Regions from separate parts of the Homo sapiens genome. Here all the other regions are linked to region 2. A link is a loop called in an ENCODE intact Hi-C map of the cell type or tissue named here. Cell type or tissue: heart right ventricle. All regions are shown on one strand.

Region 1 (8,000 bases), 210 kb after region 2:
AGTTCCTCATCTCCATCTGAGACTACTTCAGCCTGGACTTCATTGTCCAAATCATTATGAGAATTTTGGTCAAAAGCATTCAACAAGTCTCTAGGAAGTTCCAAACTTTCCCACATCTTTCTGTCTTCTCTCTGAGCCCTCCAAACTGTTCCAGCCTCTGCCTGTTATGCAGTTCCAAAGTTGCTTCCACATTTTCAGGTATCTTGATAACAGGGCCCCACTCTCCGCAGTACCAATTCCTCTTTTAGTCCATTCTCACACTGCTATAAAGAAGTACCTGAGACTGGGTAATTTATAAAGGAAAGAGGTTTAATTGACTCACAGTTCCACATGGCTGAGTAGGCCTCATGGAACTTACAGTCGTGACAGAAGAGGAAGCAGGCATCTTCTTCATAAGGCAACAGGAGAGTGTGAGTGTGTGAAGGAGGAAATGTCAAACACTTATAAAACCATCAGATCTCGTGAGAACCCACTCACTATTATGAGAACATCATGGGGGGACCACTCCCATGATCAAATCACCTCCCACTGGGTCCCTCCCTTAACATGGGGATTATGAGGATTACAATTCAAGATGAGATTTGGGTGGGGACACAGCCAAACCGTTTCAGATGGGAACACTGTTTCCCCAGTGATTGACAGCATCTGACCATGGATAGAACTATGTGTACTTAAATATGGTTGTGGACATCTTGTCATCCTTGCATAATCTCTTCAATGCTTTGCAGCTCTGCCCACCTGCAGTACAAGATGTGCTTGATGAATGCTAGGGAGTGATTCTGGAGCAGCATTTCCTGCACAGTCCCAGTCTCTATAAATCTGTCAATGGCAGAGTTTTTAACCTGCATAGTGAGGACCTTCTTGGGTTGGGAGGAGTCATCAGAGGGAAAGTAAGCCAGAAAGTTATCCAGTTTAACCTTCAACTTAAAATCTAGGGTTGAAGGGAAGCTCTGCTCACAAGGACTAACAGCTGAGCATTAGTGGAGAGGCCACTATTGGCAAATAGACCCTGCCTTGTCGTATTGGCCCAGGTAGCATTAGAAGGCAGGTCTTGAGGATTCTCAAACTGGAGGAAGAAAGATATGCTTCACCTGCTTATTTGGATCTGTTTATTTGAAGTAGAATTGCTGGCCCTGATGTCAAGAACCTGCAAAGATAAAACCTGGAGCTCTTTGAATAGAGCTACTGGAGAATGAGTCTTGGCGTCCTTTCGTCAGAACCTGAAAGAGTATGAGAGGAATATTCTCAGATAATTCTTTCAAGGATATCTCAAGTCAATCTTTTTCCTAGCAGCCAGAATTCCCCCATTCCACACTGAGAAGGATAGAATGGTTTTGGTAGAGAAAAAAGAGGCCAATAGTAATGGATGTGGGCTTATTCCCAAACAACTAAGTGAGCCCTATTCTCTTTCAGCTCAAGAGTATAGATTCAGGTTAATTTCTAAGACTGATTTTTCCAGAACACAGCTCTTGGAGTAAACAAATTTGCTGAGGACAAACAACACCTCAAGAATGGAGCTGCACTGGGCCTTAAGGCCCTAGGAAGCCCCATTCACATTGCATTCTATGTGAACGGTGCCTTCTGGAGTTGTGTAACACAGAGACTCTTTTAAGATCCCTGGCACTTCTATTATCTAACACAATGACAACTTTGTCAATATTCAGCTTTTGAGAGAGGGGCATATTGTTATAAGTAAGGGTATTGAGGAAACAGATATCGGAATGTGGCATCCTAGTTTAAGGGCAAAAGAAGCCTGGAATTAGACTATGCTCACTGCATCTCTCTCACTAAATGATTACATGGCTTTGTCATCCCATTCTATTTGTTTTCCTCTTGCCAATTCCTTTTTCTTCTCAGTCAATATAGCCAAATCCTCCATCTGATCTTTGAATTTTGGAGTTCTCCAGGGCACAGTCCTTGGTCCTCTTTTCTTCTCATCAGGGATGTCATTCAGTTTCACGGCCCCAAGTAATATTCCTATACTGAGAGAATCCAAATGTGTATTGCCAAGCCTGAGCTCTCACCTCTCTCTTCCAGACCCATAAAATCCCCTAGCCCGTTCCTCTTCTCTATTTGAGGGTCTCAGTCCTCTCAAACTTGACATTTTCACATGTAATCTTATCATCTTATCCTTCTGACTATACAGTTTCCTCATTAACTCTGGCACCTCTTTCCCACACCCTCCACAGCCATCACTAAATCCTCTCCTCAGAACTAAACCTAAAAGTGGTTCAGTTAGCTTCATCTTCTTCACTGCTAACAATAATCCAATCCATGATCATTTCTCACGTGGATTAAGGTGAGAGCTTTGTTGTGACCTCCCAACATCTACTGCAGCCCCACTGTGATCCACTATCACATGAATGTAAAATTAAACTTTGACTTTTAAATTAAAATTTGAGTTAAAATTGTAGTTTTTATTATGTTACTCTCCTTCTCCAAACCCTACAATGGACTGTGTAATTAAGGACAACTGTGAAAATATTTGTTTAATTGTGATAGATGCTGCAAAATACAAGAATAAGATGTCTGGGCATATATAGTGAGGGATCTCTAAGGGCCTGGATGACTAGGGAAGGCTACCCATTCCTTTTAGGACAGTGTGCAAGACCCTTACTCTAGCCCACAAAGCTTTGCTTGATATAGCCAAGTTCAATCTCTATTTCTCCAGGCTCATCTCATGTCACTATTTCTCTCAATGCACAATTCTCAACCTCATTGACTCTTTCACATCCTCAAATATACCAACATCTTTCTTGACTCAGGCCTTTAAACACGCCCTTCCTTTTGCCTGGAATTTCCTCCCTTGTCTTATTCACCTGTATAACTCCTATTCATCCTTCAAGTTGAAGTTCAAATGTCACTTCCACAGGAAAGCCTTCTCGGACCATCTAGGCTTGGTGATGTCTCTCTGTTATATGTTTCTAAGGCAGATTATAATTTTGTTTTATGGCAATCACCAATATTGATATAGATACTTATTTATGAGTGAAACATCTGCCTCCCCTCCAGACTAAAACCTCTGTGAAAAAGGATCCATATGTGTCTGGTTCATTGCTATATTTCCAGAACACACAATAAATACCGATTGAATGAACCAGAAAAGAAAGGTGAGTTAGGGCTCCCACCCGTAGGATGGCCTCCAGAATGGATCAGAGCAACTCACAACAGGGATGGATCTGGAAGCAGGCCTTTTGGCAAAGTGTTGAAAAGAGGTTGATTCAAAGTGGTGGCCACCAATTAATCTAGTGAACAAAGCTGAGTCTTGATACCTAAGCCTATAGGAGGAAATTATCTTCATCTAACAATTTCCCTAGGTAAGCTAAAAACAGAAAGTGCTCTGGATCCTTCGTTCCCCTTCAGTTTACCCTTTCCTGTCCCATGTTTAAGGAGCTAAGTCTGAAGGCAGGCCAGACTCATTATGGGGCTGGTTGGGAATTAATTGAATGACTGCTTTTCTGGCCAACGGTAAGTCTGATATGACTTAGCAAGGAGGACTCTCTTCTATCAGCATGATAGAAGATAGGGCCTGAACTGCAACTTGGTCAGAGACATGGCTCAGCATTTGAGAAGTAACTTGCTTTCATTCAAAATTGCTCCCCTATAGAGGACCAATAAAAGGATGTGCTGGATGACAATGGTAGGGTAGGGTATGATGAAGGTCATGGGAGAAAGACCTTGGTATGTCAGAAAAGACACATACCACAGAACTATTGTGCTAAAGAGTGACTGTCATCAGAAATCTTTAAGCTACACCCACTCCTGAAAGTGGATGGCTCCTGCCACCTGCTGGATGAGCATATGGAATGCGAGTGGAAAGGAAAGGATCATAATGAACTAGAACATAGAAAGAGCAGGCTGTGAAAGTTGGCAGCACAACAGGTATGGAGATAATGAGAAGAAACCATCCAGTTTCAGATTGTTTTCAAGAATTCCTGATTGTAACTTGATCTGGTGGCCCAGCTATGCTATGGAACTTGTTTCATGGCTGTATGGAAGGGCAAAGAATGATGTCAGAAGAAAGAAAAGCAATGCCATTTCTCTGCATCTTTGGCGAGCAATTTGGAGCTATTTTTGTGTGATGACTTTGCATTAAGTTTCCTAATTCTCAGTGTGGAAGGTCAGTATGATTGAATGAGAGCTGACCAGCAGTGCTATAAAATTCCACTATTTATTTTCTACAGCTTGATAGCACCTTCCTTCACTCCCATGGAGAAGCAAGCTTAATTTTGTCATCTCACATGCTAGTTAACAAATATGGTAGATGCCTTTTCTCAGTTTTTTTTCTTTCAGTTCTCAACAGCATGGAGCCCTATTCACCACCACTCCTGGAAGCTTTCTCCTTCCCTTCCCTTCTCTGATCTTCTGCCTTACTACTTTTTCTCTTGTCTCTTTGAGTGCACAATGGAATTCTTTCCAAGCTGTTCCTCTTTGCCACACCCCCACTGCAATGGGCTGAATGTTTGTGTCCCCTCAAAATTCATGTATTGAAACTCTGATCCCAATGTGATGGTATTAGGAGGTGGGGCCTTTAGGAAGTGCTTAGGTCATGAGAGTAGAGCCCTCATGAACAAAATTAAAGCCCTTATAAGAAGTCAGAGAGCTATCCACCACCTAGGAGTACAGCAAGAAGCCAGCAGTCTGCAAGTCTAAGGGGGGCCTCATAGAACCCTGATCTCAGACTTACAGCCTCCAGAACTGTGAGAAATATGTTTCTATTGTTTATAAGCCACCAGCCTATGGTACTTTGTTATAGCAGGCAGCCAAACTAAGACACACACCCTATCAAATATTTCTTGAATTCAGTACTTAAGCCTCTACTCATTTTAGTCTATCCTCTCTGCCTCAGGATTCTCTTTCCTCAAACATTACTTCTAAGCACATGACTACTAGATGTCTATTGTTGTCCTCACCACTGCCTTAAATTCCAGATATGCATTCCCTTCTCCATGCTGAACATTTGCTCCAGTAAGTTTCTCTGTCAACTCATTATCAGTATAACTAAATCAAAATTCATCAAGACTACCCAAAATGTGCTTACATTCCTTCATATCTCAATGCATCCCACTACCATGTCCCTAGATATTCTAGGCCCTCCTTGACCTTCCAATTGTTCCTTGGATGTCTCTTCCCTATAATTTTTCAGTTACTACTTCCAGGTCTCAAATTTAGATCACAATCATCTCACGTTTAGATTAATCCAATAATATTCTAGGGGTGGTTTTCTTTCTCTGTCTCCTCTTGTCTTTCCTTTCTTTGCTGCCAGATTAACCTGATGCAGATGCCTTTTGGGTCATATTTTTGGTCAGTTCTAAAAGGGCCCCACTACTTTATATCTTACTTGGTGGTCAAGGCTTTCCTGGCCCCAGTGAACCCCTTCAGCTGTATTTCCCATTACCCTCTTTCTTCCAGAAACACTTACATCAAAACATGAACTGAAAGATATCAGGCTTCCCTTTATTTTGCAAATTGCACAAAGACTTTTATACCATAAATGTGACACCACTGACACTGCATAATCTTGCCTCAATCCATCCATTCATTTGTCTGTCCATCTCTCTGTCTATGGATGCATGAAACTATGATTCCATCCACATACCTATCCAAGAAATGTTTGGAGAGTGTCTATAGGCCATGAACTAAACCAAAGTGCACACCCTATTAAAAGCTCCAATATCATCCTGTGAGGCAGGGCAAGGGATCCCCTGAAGGGACCTTCCTCCTAATTTCAAAACTGGTCCTCTGTTGTCTCTTCTGAGCCCAGTCACCTACTTTGGAGATTCTGTGACATGTTTTCACCACGACCTACCTCGTCAAGAAAAGCTGTCATATACAACCATGTTTTCATGCATCTTTCTGGATGCTGGAGCATGGAGTTCTCCCCACTGCCAATACCAAACACTACAAAATCCCCAAATGATTTAAGTACTATATATCCACTTAAGTGATGCTTCTCAACTCACATGCATCCTGGAACAGGAAGTACAACATCTAAACCCTTGTTTGAAGTTGTACAGTTTTTTTTATGTCAAATCTTCATATCTTGGTTAAACCTCCCTCTCTGTTGTAAAACCGTGTCTCCATCCATTCCTTCATATGATTTGTCTGTAAGTATTTATTCAACACCCAATTACCTGCCTTCTGATTTGTCTGGACCATGTTAGAGACCCATGGGACTTCATTTTGCTAAAATCAAAACCAAGTATACTTAATTTGCGAGGTCATGTTACCAATTACCTGCCTTCTGATTTGTCTGGACCATGTTAGAGACCCATGGGACTTCATTTTGCTAAAAACAAAACCAAGTATACTTAATTTGCGAGGTCATGTATGCCATGGTAAAAATGAAGCTCTCCATTTCTCTCTCATAAAGATTGTGCTGGGTGCCCACTGGGGCATGAGGATCAAGAAGACCTGTAATAAAGCTGTTGCTCACAAGCAGAGCCTGTGGGTCTGATACAAAGGAGCCTGAGGTTCCAGTATTACTGGGCACAAAACTGTCTTGGTCTGTGTTTCCCTTCTGAAAAGACAGATGGTCAATTTCCACTCTGTGGAAATCTTGGGCATGTGGCTAATGTTCTAAATATATAAAAATGCAACCCATGCCTTGGACTCTCTCCATCTGTGATAGGCATAGGAGTCCCAACCAAGATACTTCTTTGTGTGGGAGCCAAGTAAGACCACTAGAATCTCCCACTGGAGTCCTCCATGTAGGTTCTTGCAAGATGCTCTGACCCATAGGGTCACTAGCAGGATGTGTGGTTGCTGGGATAATTTCTAGTTCTTCATCCTTGTCCCAAGGCAGCTCTTCCTATATGGGAGAAAATGCCCATATGAGGTGGCTCTTCTTTCTTGAAATAGATTTTTCCAATCAAGTTATTTGGTTTCCATCTGAAAGTCTGTCAAAAGAGCAGGAAACACCAAGCTGTGGTGTTGTGAGAAGATTATCCTGTTGGCCATCTCTATGCTTAACAGTGTCCCAGAACGGCTGCAAGGTCCTTATGCAGAAAGCTCGCACTAGACTTGTTCTGTCCCCTGGAGAGTGGCCTCATTTCCATCTATCCTTGGCATATGAGAACATACCATATTGGAAGCCTAAAGTATATTCATTCACCTATGTTGGACATGTTTGAAAACATGGCTACCACATGTCTCTGTCTCCTGAACACCTGTGCTGAATAATGGAACCAATCTCAGGGACTGAAGGGACAAAAATATTGGGGAAACCAACCAGAGAAAGGGCCTGACAAGCCCATTACTACATTGTGTATGTGTGTGTGAGTGTGCGTGTGTGTGTGAGTGCGTGTGTGTGCGCGTGTGTGTGTGAGAGAAAGAGGCAGCATTAATGAGAGAGAGAGAGAGAGACAGTTCTGATCATTATGCAGGAATCTAGGGGCCATTTCTGAGAGTGTATATTGATAAGTAATAGATAAGAGCTCAAATCAAATGGCACTTACCAATGTCCAGAATGTCATATCCTGAACAAAAACCAAAGAAATACTCAGGGCCAGGAGGGAAGATGACAGCAGGGCCACGAAGCAGGGCTGAGACTTTTGGTGGAGTGTTAGTGCAAGTTGAATTGAACTCAACTATGATTGGAAAACTGCAAGAAGTTTCACAGACTGATCTATCTGAATAAAGGAGCTGGCCATGCCTTTTTCTTCTCCAGGTGTCCTACATAAAAAAACAACCTACTGAAATAACTTATTTCTCTGGATTTCAGGTTCTACCTTTCTGCATTACATTAAGCTAGTTAATATAACCATCACCTCAAATATTTAACATTTTTGTTGTTCAAACAAAATTAGAAATTTACTCTTAGTGATATTAAAAAGTACAGAATGCAATCATTAGTTATATTCGACATAATCATTAGTTATATTCGACATACTGTGCAATTGATCTAAAATCAAGCTTATTCCTCCTGTCTAATTGAGGCTTTGTACCCTTTGACTATTGTGGCCCTATTTCTCCAACCCACCAGCCTTTGGTAACTACCA
Region 2 (8,000 bases):
CTGTCTACATATTGCTAGCCAGTTTTCCCAGCACCATTTATTAAATAGGGAATCCTTTCCCCATTGCTTGTTTTTGTCAGGTTTGTCAAAGATCAGATGGTTGTAGATATGTGGCATTATTTGAGGGTTCCGTTCTGTTCCGTTGGTCTGTATCTCTGTTTTGGTACCAGTACCATGCTGTTTTGGTTACTGTAGCCTTGTGTATAGTTTGAAGTCAGGTAGCATGATGCCTCCAGCTTTGTTCTTTTGGCTTAGGATTGAATTGGCAATGCGGGCTCTTTTTTGGTTCCACGTGAACTTTAAAGTAGTTTTTTCCAATTCTGTGAAGAAAGTCATTGGTAGCTTGATGGGGATGGCATTGAATCTATAAATTACGTTGGGCAGTATGGCCATTTTCATGATATTGATTCTTCCTATCCATGAGCATGGAATGTTCTTCCATTTGTTTGTATCCTCTTTTATTTCCTTGAGCAGTGGTTTGTACTTCTCCTTGAAGAGGTCCTTCACATCCCTTGTAAGTTGGATTCCTAGGTATTTTATTCTCTTTGAAGCAATTGTGAATGGGAGTTCACTCATGATTTGGCTCTCTGTTTCTCTGTTATTGGTGTATAAGAATGCTTGTGATTTTTGCACATTGATTGTGTATCCTGAGACTTTGCTGAAGTTGCCTATCAGCTTAAGGACATTTTGGGCTGAGACGATGGGGTTTTCTAGATATACAATCATGTCATCTGCAAACAGGGACAATTTGACTTCCTCTTTTCCTAATTGAATGCCCTTTATTTCCTTCTCCTGCCTGATTGCCCTGGCCAGAACTTCCAACACTATGTTGAATAAGAGTGGTGAGAGAGGGCATCCCTGTCTTGTGCCAGTTTTCAAAGGGAATGCTTCCAGTTTTTGCCTATTCGATATGATATTGGCTGTGGGTTTGCCATAGATAGCTCTTATTATTTTGAGATAAGTCCCATCAATACCTAATTTATTGAGAGTTTTTAGCATGAAGGGCTGTTGAATTTTGTCAAAGGCCTTTTCTGCATCTATTGAGATAATCGTGTGGTTTTTGTCATTGGTTCTGTTTATATGCTGGATTACATTTATTGATTTGTGTATGTTGAACCAGACTTGCATCCCAGGGATGAAGTCCACTTGATCATGGTGGATAAGCTTTTTGATGTGCTGCTGGATTAGGTTTGCCAGTATTTTATTGAGGATTTTTACACCAATGTTTGTCAGGGATATTGGTCTAAAATTCTCTTTTTTTGTTGTGTCTCTGCCAGGCTTTGATATCAGGATGATGCTGGCCTCCTAAAATGAGTTAAGAAGGATTCCCTCTTTTTCTATTGATTGGAATAGTTTCAGAAGGAATGGTACCAGTTCCTCCTTGTACCTCTGGTAGATTTCGGCTGTGAATCCTTCTGGTCCTGGACTTTTTTTGGTTGCTAGACTATTAATTATTGCCTCAATTTCAGAGCTGTTATTGGTCTATTCAGTGATTCAACGTCTTCCTGCTTTAGTTTTGGGAGGGTGTATGTGTCGAGGAATTTATCCATTTCTTCTAGATTTTCTAGTTTATTTGCGTAGAGGTGTTTATAGCATTCTTTAATGGTAGTTTGTATTTCTGTGGGATCGGTGGTGATATCCCCTTTACCATTTTTTATTGCATCTATTTGATTCTTCTCTCTTTCCTATTAGTCTTGCTAGCAGTCTATCAATTTTGTTGATCTTTTCAAAAAACCAGCTCCTGGATTCACTGATTTTTTGAAGGGTTTTTTGTGTCTCTATTTCCTTCAGTTCTGCTCTGATCTTAGTTATTTCTTGCCTTCTGCTAGACCAAATGTAGATTTGGTCTTTTCACATAGTCCCATATTTATTGGAGGCTTTTTTCGTTTCTTTTTACTCTTTTTTCTCTAACCTTGTCTTCTCGCTTTATTTCATTAATTTTATCTTCAATCACTGATACCCTTTCTTCCACTTAATTGAATCGGCTATTGAAGCTTGTGCATGTGTCACGAAGTTCTCATACTGTGGTTTTCAGCTCCATCAGGTCATTTAAGGTCTTCTCTACACCATTTATTCTCTATAGCCATTTGTCTAATCTTTTTTCAAGGATTTTAGCTTCCTTGCAATGGGTTAGAGCATGCTCCTTTAGCTTGGAGAAGTTTGTTATTACCGACCTTCTAAAGCATACTTCTGTCAACTCATCAAAGTCATTCTCCATCCAGCTTTGTGCCGTTGCTGGCAAGGAGCTGTAGTCCTTTGGAGGAGAAGAGGTGCTCTGGTTTTTAGAATTTTCAGCTTTTCTGCTCTGGTTTCTCCCCATCTCTGTGGTTTTATCTACCTTTGTTGTTTGATATTGGTGACCTACAGATGGGGTTTTGGTGTAAATGTCCTTTTTGTTAATGTTGATACTATTCTTTTCTGTTTGTTAGTTTTCCTTCTGACAGTCTGGTCCCTCAGCTGAAGGTCTGTTGGAGTTTCCTGGAGGTCCATTCCAGACCCTGTTTGCCTGGGTATCACCAGCGGAGGCTGCAGAACAGCAACTATTGCAGAATAGCAAATATTGCTTCCTGATCTTTCCTCTGGAAGCTTTGTCTCAGAGGGACACCTGCCTGTATGAGGTGTCAGTCGACCCTTACTGGGAGGTGTCTCCCAGTTAGGCTACACGGGGTCAGGGACCCACTTGAGGAGGCAGTCTGTCTGTTCTCAGAGCTCCAACGCTGTGCTGAGAGAATCACTGCTCTCTTCAGAGCTGTCAGACAGGGACATTTAAGTCTGCAGAAGTTTCTGCTGCCTTTTGTTCAGCTATGCCCTTCCCACATAGGTGGAACCCATAGAGGCAGTAGGCCTTGCTAAGCTGCAGTGCCCAGTTTGAGTTTCCCTGCTGCTTTGTTTACCTACTCAAGCCTCAGCAATGGCAGATGCCCCTCCCCCAACCAGTCTGCAGCCTCACAGGTCAATCTCAGACTGCTGTGCTAGCAGTGAGCAAGGCTCCGTGGGCACGGGACCCACCGAGCCAGGCACTGGAAAATATCTCCTCGTCTGCTGGTTGCTAAGACCATTAAAAAAGTGCAGTATTTGGGCAGGAATGTCCCGTTTTTTCAGGTACAGTCTGTCACAGCTTCCCTTGGCTAGGAAAGGGAAATCTCCCGACCCCTTGCACTTCCTGGGTGAGGTGATGCCCTGCCCTGCTTCGGCTCACCCTCCATGGGCTCCACCCACTGTCCAACCAGTCCCAGTGAGATGACCCAGGTATGTCAGTTGGAAATGCAGAAATCACCCATCTTCTGCGTGGGTCACGCTGGGAGCTGCAGACCGCAGCTGTTCCTATTCAGCCATCTTGGAACGGGATCCGCAATCCATATTTTGAATTCTTTATCTGTCATTTCAGACATTTCATTCTGGTTAGGATCCGTTGCTAGGGAGCCAGTGTGAGCCTTTGGAGGTGTCAAACTGGATATTTTACTGTTGGAGTCCTTGCTCTGATTCCTTCTCATTTGAGGGAGCTGTTGCTTCTCATTTTTGAATTTCCTATCATTTGAATGGGGCCTTTTAGCTTTTTAATTCTTTTTTTTCCCCTTGAGGGTATGACTGGTATATGTTGTGTAAGACTGACTGGCTTCATTTCCGATGCTTTCATGGGGCCAAGGATCTGTATGGGCTCGTTTGTTGTGGTTAGGTTCTGGGGAGAAGCATTCTCAGATTCTGCTTATTGTAGCCATGTAGTTTTGTTTGGTGGTGCAGTTCAGGATGCAGTCCAGTAGAGGGAGCGAAAGAGTGAGAACCAGTATGGTGCCCAGTGGATGCACCTGCCCTGACAGGGATGGCAGAAAGAAATTGTGTTGGGGTGTGCTGAAAGTCTCGGGATGGTGGCGGGGCAGGGAAGGAATGTGGGGGAAGATGTGCACCAACTCCTTTTCCTGGGCCAGCAGAAACACTATCCACTTCCCTATCAAGCCCCAGTTGCAGGACTCGTGACCTTCTATTTATAAAGGCTTTGTCCTTTGGTTCCTGCCATAGTGCGGCTCTGGCCTTAGATCCTGCTCTCTAATGGTTACCACTAGAATGGGGATGGGGCAGAGCCTCTTCCCCTAGTCCAGGACAGGCAACTCTACACTCTGACCGTTGTTGCCGGGACGCTGCTGCTCTGTGTAGGGTGGGAACTTGGGCCCTGCCCTTCTAGAAAGCCTCAGCAGGCGCAGGCTCACTTTCAGCTAGGGTAGGGCCACCGGAAAAACACAAAAAGCATTTTCTTTTAGTGCATGCTCACCGGGACTCCTGTAAGAACCGCCACTCACTCGGGAACTGTGTGTTGGGACGGGGGTAGGGACGGCGGTGCAGGGATGTTGGCAGAGAGAGACGGTGTAGGGGGAGAGGGGGAGGGGTGTTAGCAGAGGGAGGTTTTTTTGGGGGAAGGAAGGGGTGCTGGAGGAGGGATGTGGTGGGCATTATTGGCGGCGGGTGGGGAGGGGTGTTGGCCAGTGGGGGTGGTGTGTGTGGGAGATGACACTCTCTCCAGGCCCATTCCTGGGCGTCCATGCTGCCCCCTTCAGCAGTTTGTGCTGTGTCCGCATTTCCTTTGTCCCAAGTGGGACCCCCTCCCTTAGGGGCGGACCGCGTTAAGGATTAGATCTCCAAGGGGCCACATGTCCCTGGGGAACTACTGGTTCCTGGTGCTTGTCAAAGTCAGAATGATGTGAAAGCAAAATAAAAACTTGGGGCCCCGATTCACTGCACCAAAAGAAAAAAAAAATAAGCTGAAAGCTGAGTCATGCAAGAAGTTAGCTTTCCTTTTGTTCCTAAGCAGATAGCTACAGATAAAAGGTGGATACTCCGTGTTCACCTTATCATATGTAAAGTGCTGATTTACTGAGCTCAAGGTTAATACATAATTGACTATTCCTCTACCTGCTCCTTTTCTCTTGCAACATGTGAATTACCATACTCTCCTTTTCCCCTCCAGCTTGCTTTTCCCCTTTAAATACTGAAGACTTCAAAATCATCTTTGGAAAAAAACACAGACCTCTCTCCCACCCAGGTCCTTAACCTTGGCAAAATAAAACTTCTAAGCTGATTGAGACTTGTCTCAGATACTTGTTGGTTTACCATGGGTAATGGGGTATGTTTGCAGGTGGTCTGGTGGTGCAGTGGCACTACCCAGCAGTGGGGCTTTGGGGCAGAGGGGCTTTGACAGTCAGCAGATTGCCAGACGGGTGAGGGGAGCAGAGAAGCACTCCCATTTACCCTGTCCACAGGGCTCTGAGATCCTCAGGGATCTCAGCCAGGCTCTTGCTGCTTTCTTTTCCTGAGCTCCAGCTTCTTCCTGTGGGTACTCCTAAAGGTCCTGGCCCTCTTTCCTCCATTTTCCATTCAAAAGTTGTCCATTCACAGTAACTTTGATCTTCTTTCTGAAGAGAACTGGCATGTCCCTAGTCAATCATCTTGAAACCTCTCCTACTGGTCTTAAGTCCTGTTCCTTTCTCTCACCCTCTCCTCTCTCATAGATGATCTTGCCCACTTTCAGGCCTCAGTCTCTATTCACATGCTAATGAGAGTCCTCTGCTCCTGTGGTCAGCCCAGATTTCTCACCTCTGGACTTATTCTGTTTGAATGTCTTATAAATAATCTAAGCACAGTTTCTCCCCTTGACGAGCCCCTAATCCCGTCCCCTTCCTAATGGGTTTTTGTGCTGTTGACTGACAACCGCATTGCATCAAGCAGGAAGTAGCCTGGAAACCACCCTGGACAACTCCCTCTTTCTCACCTCATTCCCTCCCCCACCTCCAGTAAGCACCCTTATCTTCTGGATTCTACCTCACTGACTCAGTCTCTTCCTTCTGCCCTGGTAGCCACTGCCCCAGTTCAGGTCTTGCCTTCCCTTACTTGTACAACTAGGTGCACCAGCCTCCTCATACACAGTCTTGGGCCCAGCCTCTCAGCCTCCACATCCATGACATAAGCAGTCTTTCTAAAACAAGACTTCAGCTAGGGCCTTTGATTTCAAACAGTAAAAACTAATTCTGACTAACCAAAGCAAAAGGAAGTATAATGCAAGGCTGTGGGAGAGCTCACAGAATCAAAATCTAGGTTGACGGCATGAATCAGCTACAGCTATTTTCAGTTCTCAAGTTACTTTAATGAAAATTCAAATTCCAAGGAAGAAAGTCTACTTGTTCCCACTTGTGTCACTGGCCCTCCCTTTTGCCAGAGGAGTTCTAGCACTTCAATTGACTGTCCCACTAAGACTGCATTAAAGAAGGGGGTAAGGGTATAGATATTGGGCAAACAAACCCCACAGATGTCCACTACAGTCCACTGCTTGGCTGCCTGAAGTCTGCATCTGCTCACCTTCTCATATACACAAGATCAATAATACTTCCACTTAGCATGGCACACCTTTTCAGCAAAAATGGCTATTAATCCAAGACATTCAGGTGATGCCCATTCCACTTCTAGTGTTGCCCTAGGCCACTTTATTATTCTCCAAATTATGGACTAAGTAACAAATTTAACTACTTCCAACACAGCTTATGTAATAGTGAAGAGGACTGGTGAAAGGGCTAAGGAGTAGAAATAAATGGAAGAGATTAACTAAATTTACAGTAAAGAACATAAACACAAGTATTAGTTCCTGTTGCAGTTAACATGGCTGCATAATAAATAATCCCAAAGGTATTAGTCAGCGTTCTCTAGAGGGACAGAACTAATAGGATAGATGTATATATAAATGGGAGTTTATTAAGGAGTATTGACTCACATGATCACAAGGTGAGGTCCCACAATAGGCCGTCTGCTAGCTGAGGAGCAAAGAAGCCAGTCCAAGTCCCAAAGCTGAATAACTTGGGGTCTGATCTTCGAGGGCAGGAAGCATCCAGCATGGGAGAAAGACGTAGGCCAGAAGACTAAAGCAGTCTAGACTTTTTACGTTCTTCTATCTGCTTTTATTCTGACAAAGCTGGCAGCTGATTCAATTGTGCCCACCCAGATTGAGGGTGGGTCGGCCTTTCCCAGTCCATTCGCAGTAACTCATATGTTAATCTCCCTTGGCAACACCCTTACAGACACACACAGGAACAATACTTTGCATCCTTCAATCCAATCAAGTTCACACTCAGTATTAACCGTCACACCAAATGTAGTGGATTAAAACACTGACAATGCTGTCAAATATGGAATTTGGGTAGGGCTTTTTAGGAATAGCTAATCTCTGCTTCTCTTGGATTCCACTGGGGTTGCTTAAAGGCAGGAGGCTAGGATCATCTGAAGGCTCACTCAATCACATGTCTGCTAGTAAATATTGGCTGCCACCTGAGACCTGTGCTAGGGCTGCTGATTGCAACACTCATATGTTCTCTTCATGTGGCCTGAGCTTCCCTGTAACTTGGTGGCTGGTTTTCAGGGTGAGCATTCCAAGAAAAAGAGGGAAAGAACCGAGAAGAAACTGTACCTTTTTGATGACCTAGTTTAAGAACTCACTTAGCATCATCTCCTGGGTGCTCTCTCAGTTGGAGGGGTCACAAGCCACCCAAGTTCAAGACGAGAGGAAACAGACTCCACCTCTTTGTGTGAGAATGACAAAATGATCATTTTGGGGAAATATATTCTTCCACAATTACCCTGTTATTCAACTTTGCAACATGTTGGAAAGCTTAGCTGTACTGCCTGGATGGTTTTGCAGTGTCTTCTACTAGGCATCATGGTAGCACAAGCTGCACCCCTAAAGATCCTCTGGGTCCTGTCCACTCTCTTGCTTGCCTCTACTGTCATAAAACAAGCTTCTTATCAATCATCTGGCTGCCACCTTATTTGCTCTTTGCTTGTTAACTCTAAATGCATACATACCTAATGTCCTCAAGTGTAAAAAAGAGATAATCATAGATAGCTTAAAGGGTATGAATTATCAGTTAGATGGGAAGAATATTTTTGAGATTTATTGCACAACATGGTTAATATAGCTAATAATGGAGTTTTCTACATTTCAAAATTACTGAGTGTAAATTTCA
Region 3 (8,000 bases), 450 kb after region 2:
ATTATAAACAGCATCAGTGTTGTCTGTGATTTATTCAGTGGCTTAGGGTGCAGCTGTTTCTGGAGGCTGTGATGAAGTTTTGCTGGAGATGGTGTGCCAGGTGGGCCAGTCCACAGGTCCCACTGTTGGCAGCAACTGGCTGAGTATGCCTGTCCTTTGGCTCAGTATGGCATATATTAGCCCTGGTGTTAGCAGGTCCAGGCAAACTGATTCTTGGGCCTCCAGGTCACTTGTTTAGGTGCTGGCAGTGGCAGTGGTGATCCAGGCAGATGGGCAGGTCCTCAGGTACCTGAGCAGCAGGTGTGGCACGTGCGATGGCAGTAGCATTGGCAGTACAACTCTCTGGCTCCCAAGTAGTAGGCACTGGTGTTGGCAGTGGCTGCAACAGGCTGGGCAAGCCAGTCACCAGGACCACAGGTGGTGCATGCCAACTGTGGTGGTAATAGCAAGTTGGATGGGCATATCCTCTGGATTCTGGGAGGATTTCTCAGGTATCATTGGTAGTGGATGGGCCAGGGCAGTCCCCAGACTTCCAGATAGCATGCTTAGGCACTGAGAGGGTAGAGCCAGGCTGGGTGGTACGATCCTCAGGCCCCTCCGTAGTGCATGCAAGCAGTGCTTGTGTTAGGCATGGGCAGGGTGACACCCAGCCCCCCAGCAGAATATTCTGGTGAGGGAAACAGTGGCTATACTTTGGTCCTGCTCTTAGGGAGGGTGGGGTTGCTTTCAGTGGCAGCAGTTACAGGCAGGTGGCTGGGAAGTGTGTGTGTTTCAGCCCCAGGTGGTGGCTATGGTCGGGCAGCCTGTCCTTAGGGTGCTTGTAAATGCATGGCAGCCCCATTGCTGTGAGGCAGGCTTGCTACCAGTGGCTCATGCATCAGCCCTAGTGGCAGCAGCCAGCAGCAGTGGTGGCCATGGATGGGGGATGTCAGTGAGGTTCTAGGAATGTGGAGATACAGGGGCTATTGGGCCCCAGGGCAGGATGCAGTCTGGTGGGGGCTGGGCTCTCAAAATGGCACCTTTGTTTAGCTGCTTAGGACTCAGGGGGCTGTGTAGGACCCAGTGTGAGCTCCCTCTCTGAAGCAATGCCATCACACAGTCTCCAGATAGCTCCCTATGTTAGTCTCAGGGTCCATGAGGGCCGAGGGGCTCTCCTATGGCTAGGATTGCAGGTGTCTACGGTGGGAATGTGGACCACTGGGGATGTCTCACTTACCCTTTCCCCACATTAGGAAGACTCTCTGTGCTCCCAGCTGATCCTAGCCAAGCAGCCTGCCTTGCTTCCCGCTCCTTCCTTCTTTTAGGTGTTTCCTGTCATTTCTTTGCTGAATTCCAGTGTTCTCTCTTAGATGATCTGCTCCAAATGTGATTATCTACTCATTGTTTTAATTATTCTAAACTAAAAAAGAACTTTAGTTTAGAAGGAGGTGAGTACCAGATGCCTCTAGTCAGCCATCTTGAAGCCAGAAACTTCTCTCCAGAAGTTAAATACAATCCTGGTGAAAAGTAGAGGGTCACAGGAGAAGGGGTCTATAAATAGCTAAAATTTTATAAGTTTCTACCATCCAGTTCAGTAGAGATGGTAAAAGGGAAGATCAGTGTTAAAGAAAGCAAAGAAAGTAACATTTCTTACATTCTTAAGTTGGTGGGCTTTATTTTGAGCAAATATTTATGTAGGTAGGCTTAGAAATAGTTATAAGTAGAAAAGCCAACATATTTCATTTTTAACTTTTATTTTAGGTTCACGGGTACATATGCAAGTTTGTTATATAGGTAAACTCACGTCACGGGGTTTGTTGTACAGATTAGTTCATCACCCAGGTACTAAGCCTAGAACCCAATAGTTGTTTTTTTCTGTTTCTCTCCCTCCTCCCAACCTCCACCCTCAATTAGACCCCAGTATCTGTTATTCCCCTCTTTGTATCCATATGTTCTCATTATTTAGCTCCCACTTATAAGTGAGAACATACGGTATTTGGTTTTCTGTTTCTGTGTTAGTTTGCTAAGGATAATGGCCTCCAGGTCCATCCATGTTCCTACAAAGGACATGGTCTTGTTCTTTTTTCTGGCTGTGCAGTATTCCATAGCATATATGTAACACATTTTCTTTATCCAGTCTACCACTGATGGGCATTTAGGTTGATTCCCTGTCTTTGCTATTGTGAATAGTGGTGCAATGAAGATACACATGCATAGGCCTTTGTGGTAGAATGGTTTATATTCCTTTGGGTATATACCTGGTAATGGAATTGCTGGGTCAAATGGTGGTTTTTTTGTTTTGTTTTGTTCTTTTGTTTGTTTTGTTTTGTTTTGTTTTTTAGCTCTTTGAGGAATCACCACACTGCTTTCCACAATGGTTGAACTAATTTACCACCAACAATGTATAGGCATTCCTTTTTCCCCACAACCTTGCCAGCACCTGTTATTTTTTTTTTCACTTTTTAATAATAGCCATTCTGACTGGTGTAAGATGGTATCTCTTGTGGTTTTGAATTGCATTTCTCTAATGATCAATGATGTTGAGCTTTTTTTCATATGCTTGTTGTCCACATGCATGTCTTCTTTTCAGAAGTGTCTGTTCATGTACTTTGTCTACTTTTTAATGGGGTTGATTTTTTTTTCTTATAAATTTAAGTTCCTTATGGATGCTAAATATTAGATCTTTGTCAGATGCATAGTTTGCAAAAATTTACTACCATTTTGTAGGTTGTCTGTTTACTCTGTTGATAATTTCTTTTGCTGTGCAGAGGTCTTTGGTTTAATTAGATGCCATTGTCAACTTTTGCTTTTGTTGCAATTGCTTTTGGCATCTTCATTATGAAATCTTTGCCTGTTCCTATGTCCAGAATGGTTATCCCAGCACCAGTTATTGAATACGGAGTTTTTTTTCCCCCCTTACTTGTTTTTGTCAGCTTTGTCAAAGATCAGGTGGTTGTGAGTATGTGGCATTATTTCTGGGCTCTCTTCTGTTCCATTGGTCTATGTGTCTATTTTTGTACCAGTACCATGCTGTTTTGGTTATTGTAGCCCTGTAGTATAGTTTGAAGCCTCCTGCTTTGTTCTTTTTGCTTAGGATTGTCGTAGCTATTCAGGATCTATTTGGTTCCATATCAATTTTAAAATAGTTTTTTTTGGTTCTGTGAAGAATGTCGTTGGTAATTTGACAGGAATAGCATTGAATTTGTAAATTGCTTTGGGCGATAAGTCCATTTTAATATTGATTATTCCTATCCATGAGCACAGAATGTTTTTCCATTTGTTTGTGTCATCTCTAATTTCTTTGAAGAATGCTTTGTAATTCTCATTTTAGAGACTTTTCACATCCCTGGTTAGCTGTATTTCTAAGAATTTTATTTTTTGTGTATGGTAATTGTGAATGGGATTGCGTTCCTGATTTAGCTGTTGGCTAGTTAACCAGCCATACCAATGCCTCAGAACACAAGAATAAGACTCCTACTGCCACCTCGTGGCAGTATACTCTAAAGGGGAGGCTCTCATTAGTTTGGAGTGAAGAAATGCTTTCTCCCTCTATGCCATGCTGTATCATGTCCCTATGTATGTTGTATACTTCTACACATGCCATCTCTTCTAACCAGAACCATCCTTCCCTGAACCTTGTCGATTTAATGGATATTAGGTCTCATTTGTGTGTTATCTCAACCCAAGTAACCATTTCTCTATGAAGCCTTTTCTGTCTCTCCATCTTTCTCAACACAAGTAGAAATAACCTCTTCTTTCTTTGTGTTCCAATAAGCTTAAGTTCCAATAATCCACGTACAGATGTCTACGTGTTACCTAGACCAATTTACTACTGATTTTTTTTCACATACGTCCCTTCTCAAAAACTTAGCTGATCAAACATATGAATCTACGTGTGACTAATCTTAGGGTCTCCAAACTACAAAGCAAAAGGCAGACACAGATTATGAAAGCTCAATGATTGCTCTATGGCATGTTTTATGGATCTATGGAAAAAATGTGTGTATATATTTACATATGTGTGTGTAGATTTACCTATACACACATATATACTCAATTTGTAAATGTTTTAGTCAATTATTTTATGTCATTAATAATTTTTTTACTAGACATGCTCTATTTTGAAATAAGAATTAAAATTGTTAGTATTCCTTTCTTTTTTTTTTTTAACTTTAAGTGCCGGGATACATGTGCAGAACCTGCAGGTTTGTTACATAGGTATACGTGTGCCATGATGGTTTCCTGCACCTATTAACCAGTCATCGAGGTTCCCTCCCCTCGCCTCCCACCCACCAATAGGCCCTGGTGAGTGTTGTTCCCCTTCCTGAGTCCATGTGTTCTCATTGTTCAACTCCCATTTATGAGAGAGAACATAAGGAATTTGGTTTTCTCTTCCTGTGTTGGTTTGCTGAGAATGACGGCTTCCAGCTTCATCCATGTCCCTGCAAAGGACATAATCTCATTTCTTTTTATGGCTGCATAGTATTCCATGGTGTATATGTGGCACATTTTCTTTATACAGTCTATCATTGATGGGCATTTGGGTTGGTTCCAAGCCATTGATTTTTTGAAGGGTTTTTCATGTCTCTCTCTCCTTCAGTTCTGCTCTGATCTTAGTTATTTCTTGTCTTCTGCTAGCTTTGGATTTGTTTGCTCTTGCTCCTCTAGTTCTTTTAGTTGTGATGTTAGGATTTTGATTTGAGATCTTTCGAGCTTTCTGATGTGGGCATTTAGTGCTTTAAATTTCCCTCTTAACACTGCTTTAGCTTCATCCCACAGATTCTGGTATGTTGTCTCTTTGTTCTCAATGGTTTCAAAGAACTTCGTTATTTCTGCATTAATTTCATTATTTACCCAGGAGTCATTCAGAAGCAGGTTGTTCAATTTTCATGTAGTTGTGCGGTTTTGAGTGAATTTCTTAATCTGAGTTCTAATTTGATTGCACTGTGGTCTGAGAGACAGTGTGTTATTATTTCAGTTCTTTTGCAATTGTTGAGGAGTGTTTTTCTTTCAATTATGTGGTTGATTTTAGAATAAGTGCCATGTGGCACTGAAAAGAATGTATATTCTGTTAATTTGGGGTGGAGAATTCTGTAGATATCTATTAGGTCCACTTGATTCAGAGCTGAGTTCATGTCCTGGATATCTTTGTTAATTTTCTGTCTTGTTGATCTGTCTAATATTGACAGTGGGGTGTTAGTCTCCCACTATTATTGTGTGTGAGTCTAAGTCTCTTTGTAGATCTCTAAGAACTTGTTTTATTAATCTTGGTGCTCCTGTATTGGGTGGATATATATTTAGGATAATTAGCTTTTTTTGTTGAATTGACCCCTTTACCATTATGTAATGCCCTTCTCTTTTTTTATCTTTGTTGGTTTCAAGTTTGTTTTATCAGAGACTAGGATTGCAACCCCTGCTTTTTTTTTATTTCCATTTGCTTGGTAAATTTTCCTCCATTCCTTTATTTTGAGCCTATGTGTGTCTTTGCACATCTCCTGAATACAGCACATTGATGGGTCTTGACTCTTTATCCAATTTGCCAATCTGTGTCTTTTAATTGGGGCTTTTAGCTCATGTAAATTTAAGGTTAATATTGTTATGTGTGAGTTTGATCCTGTCATCTTGATGCTATATGGTTATTTTGCACACTAATTGATGCAGTTTCTTCATAGTGTCGTTGGTCTTTATATTTTGGTGTGTTTATTGCTTCTCAGCCTTTTGGCTAAGATCAAGTGTATATTTTGGTGTTTTTTCGCAGTGGCTGGTACTGGTTTTTCCTTTCCATATTTAGTGCTCTTGCAAGGCAGGCCTGGTGGTGATGAAATCCCTCAGTATTTGCTTGTCTGAAAGGGATCCTATTTCTCCTTCACTTATGAAGCTTAGTTTGGCTGGATATGAAATTCTGGGTTGAAAATTCTTTTCTTTAAGAATATTGAATATTGCCCACCCCTCTCTTCTGGCTTGCAGGGTTTCTGCTGAGAGGTCTGCTGTTAGTCTGATCAGCTTCCCTTTGTAAGTGACCTGGACTTTCTCTCTGGCTGCCCTTAATATTTTTTCCTTCATTTCAACCTTGGAGAATTGATTATTATCTGTCTTGGGGTTGGTCTTCTCATGGAGTATCTTAGTGGTGTTCTCTGTATTTCCTGAATTTGAATGTTGGCCTATCTTGCCAGGTTTGGGAAGTTCTCCTGGATAAAATCCTGAAGTATGTTTTCCAACTTGGTTCCATTCTCTCCATCCTTTTCAGGTACTCCAATCAATTGTAGGTTCGGTCTTTTTACATAGTCCCATATTTCTCAGAGGTTTTGTTCATTCCCTTTCATTATTTTTTCTCAAATCTGGTCTCCATGCCTCATTTCAGCAAGATGGGCTTCAAACTCTGATATCCTTTCTTCTGCTTGATCAATTCAGCTATTGATACTTGTGTATGCTTCACGAAGTTCCTGTGCTGCATTTTTCAGCTCCATCAGGTCATTTATGTTTCTCTTTGAACTGTTTATTCTAGTAGCAGTTCCTGTAACTGCTACTTTATCAAGGTTCTTACCTTCTTTGCATTGGGTTAGAACATGCTTCTTTAGCTCAGCGGAGTGTGTTATTACCTACCATCTGAAACCTACTTCTGTCAATTCATCCATTTCATCCTCTATCCAGTTCTGCACCCTTGCTGGAGAGGTGCTGCAATCATTTGGAGGAGAAAAGGCCTTTGGCGTTTTGGGTTTTCAGTGTTTGTTTTGTTGATTCTTTCCCATCTTCATGAGTTTGTCTAGTTTCGATCTTTGAGGCTGCTGACCCTTGGGTGAGATTTTTGTGGGGACTTTTTTTGTTGATGCTGTAGTTGTTCCTTTCTGTTTGTTTTTCTTTCAATGGCCAGGTCCCTTTCTATAGGTCTGCTGTGGTTTGCTTGGGGTTCTTTTCAGGCCCTATTCATCTGGTTCACTCCCACATCTGGAGATGTCACTCAAGGAGGCACCTCCCTTGGCCAGGGGATGGGGGCTCCCCTGGGGGCTCCCCTGCCCTGTGTGGCTCTCAGGTGGGCTGCTGCACCACACTGCTCTTCCTTCCTCTCCATGGGTCACACCAGCCACCTAGTCAGTTCTGATGACAGAACCTGGATACCTCAGTTGCCAGTGCATGATTCACATGCTGCTATGTTTCTTTTTGATGTGAGCCTCCCATCTCCACTGCTTCTAGTCAGCCACATTGGCCCCACTTATATAGTATGTTTCTATTTAGCATTCTGGTAGCTTTGGTGGTAGGTATTCAGCTCTTATATTGTTTATGACTACTTCATAAAATATGCTGTATTATTATTGATGACCCTCCTTATCCTATTTAGTGAATTTAAGTTTAAATTTAATCTTTTTTAATTCTAATATGGCTATATTTGTTTTCTTTTCATGTTTTCTGTACCAGTTACTTGTGAATAGAATATCTAGATATCTTAAGGTATTCGGGAACTTGTTTACAGTTTATATAGCTAGGAAGTACAAGAATAACTGTCAACTACATAGTCCATGCGTTTTCTACTTCTCTAGAGCACCTCAACTTCACGTCTCCAGTGATGTCCTTTATGGCCACATGGTGTTTGACCATGAAGTCTTCCATGATGACTGAACTGGAAAAGGCAGACTGGCCTCACAGTGATGAGTAGCAGATGATAGGTATACAAGCTTCTTCCTTCTTAATTCTGGTGGGTGAGAGTGAGCCATTCTCACCTGTAGAGGTGGGGTGAGGAAGCACAGAGGGATTACCAGACAGAAAAGCCAAGGAAAGGGCAGCAAATGGGGTGCTATCCGGGGAAGGTGAGAAGTCTAACTCCTACCACCACCTGCTGCTCCTGCCTACAATACCCTTCCACCTACCCCACACTCCTCTCCAAATCCAACATCCAGTTCCTGTCTGCCTCCTTCATCAAACCCAGCCTGACAGACCCATTCCAGGCCTCAGCTCTCAGGCCCTGGAAGTCTGACCCTCACTCACAATCTCACCCTGCCTCACTGCCCATGCAACCCAGGGCCCAG

What was found. Hi-C counts contacts between places; a loop is a spot of excess contacts. Peaks named below come from ENCODE experiments on the same cell type or tissue, not always from the same donor. Only the 100,000 strongest peaks of a DNase experiment are listed, where the experiment ranks them.
Region 1: it touches region 2 in a loop (11-fold over the local background); 29 of 110 quality-filtered maps call a loop at or near these places.
Region 3: a loop joins it to region 2, with 5 times the contacts of the local background. A loop is called at or near these places in 2 of 110 quality-filtered maps.

Annotation. Positions count from the first base shown.
Region 1 is chrX:55,131,153-55,139,152 of GRCh38, reverse strand. It overlaps the pseudogene LOC100421179. Among named protein-coding and RNA genes, the nearest start is that of VCF2, 26 kb to the left of the region's middle. In heart right ventricle, a CTCF peak has its summit at 3,791 (motif pointing left); a DNase peak (open chromatin) is centred at 3,792.
Region 2 is chrX:55,339,032-55,347,031 of GRCh38, reverse strand. No RefSeq gene overlaps it. Among named protein-coding and RNA genes, the nearest start is that of PAGE3, 78 kb to the right of the region's middle. RefSeq lists an enhancer at 4,213-4,714. In heart right ventricle, a CTCF peak has its summit at 3,757 (motif pointing right); a DNase peak (open chromatin) is centred at 3,751; H3K27ac peaks cover 1,822 bases.
Region 3 is chrX:54,887,242-54,895,241 of GRCh38, reverse strand. No RefSeq gene overlaps it. Among named protein-coding and RNA genes, the nearest start is that of TRO, 30 kb to the left of the region's middle. In heart right ventricle, a CTCF peak has its summit at 3,480 (motif pointing left); no DNase peak of the experiment used is centred here.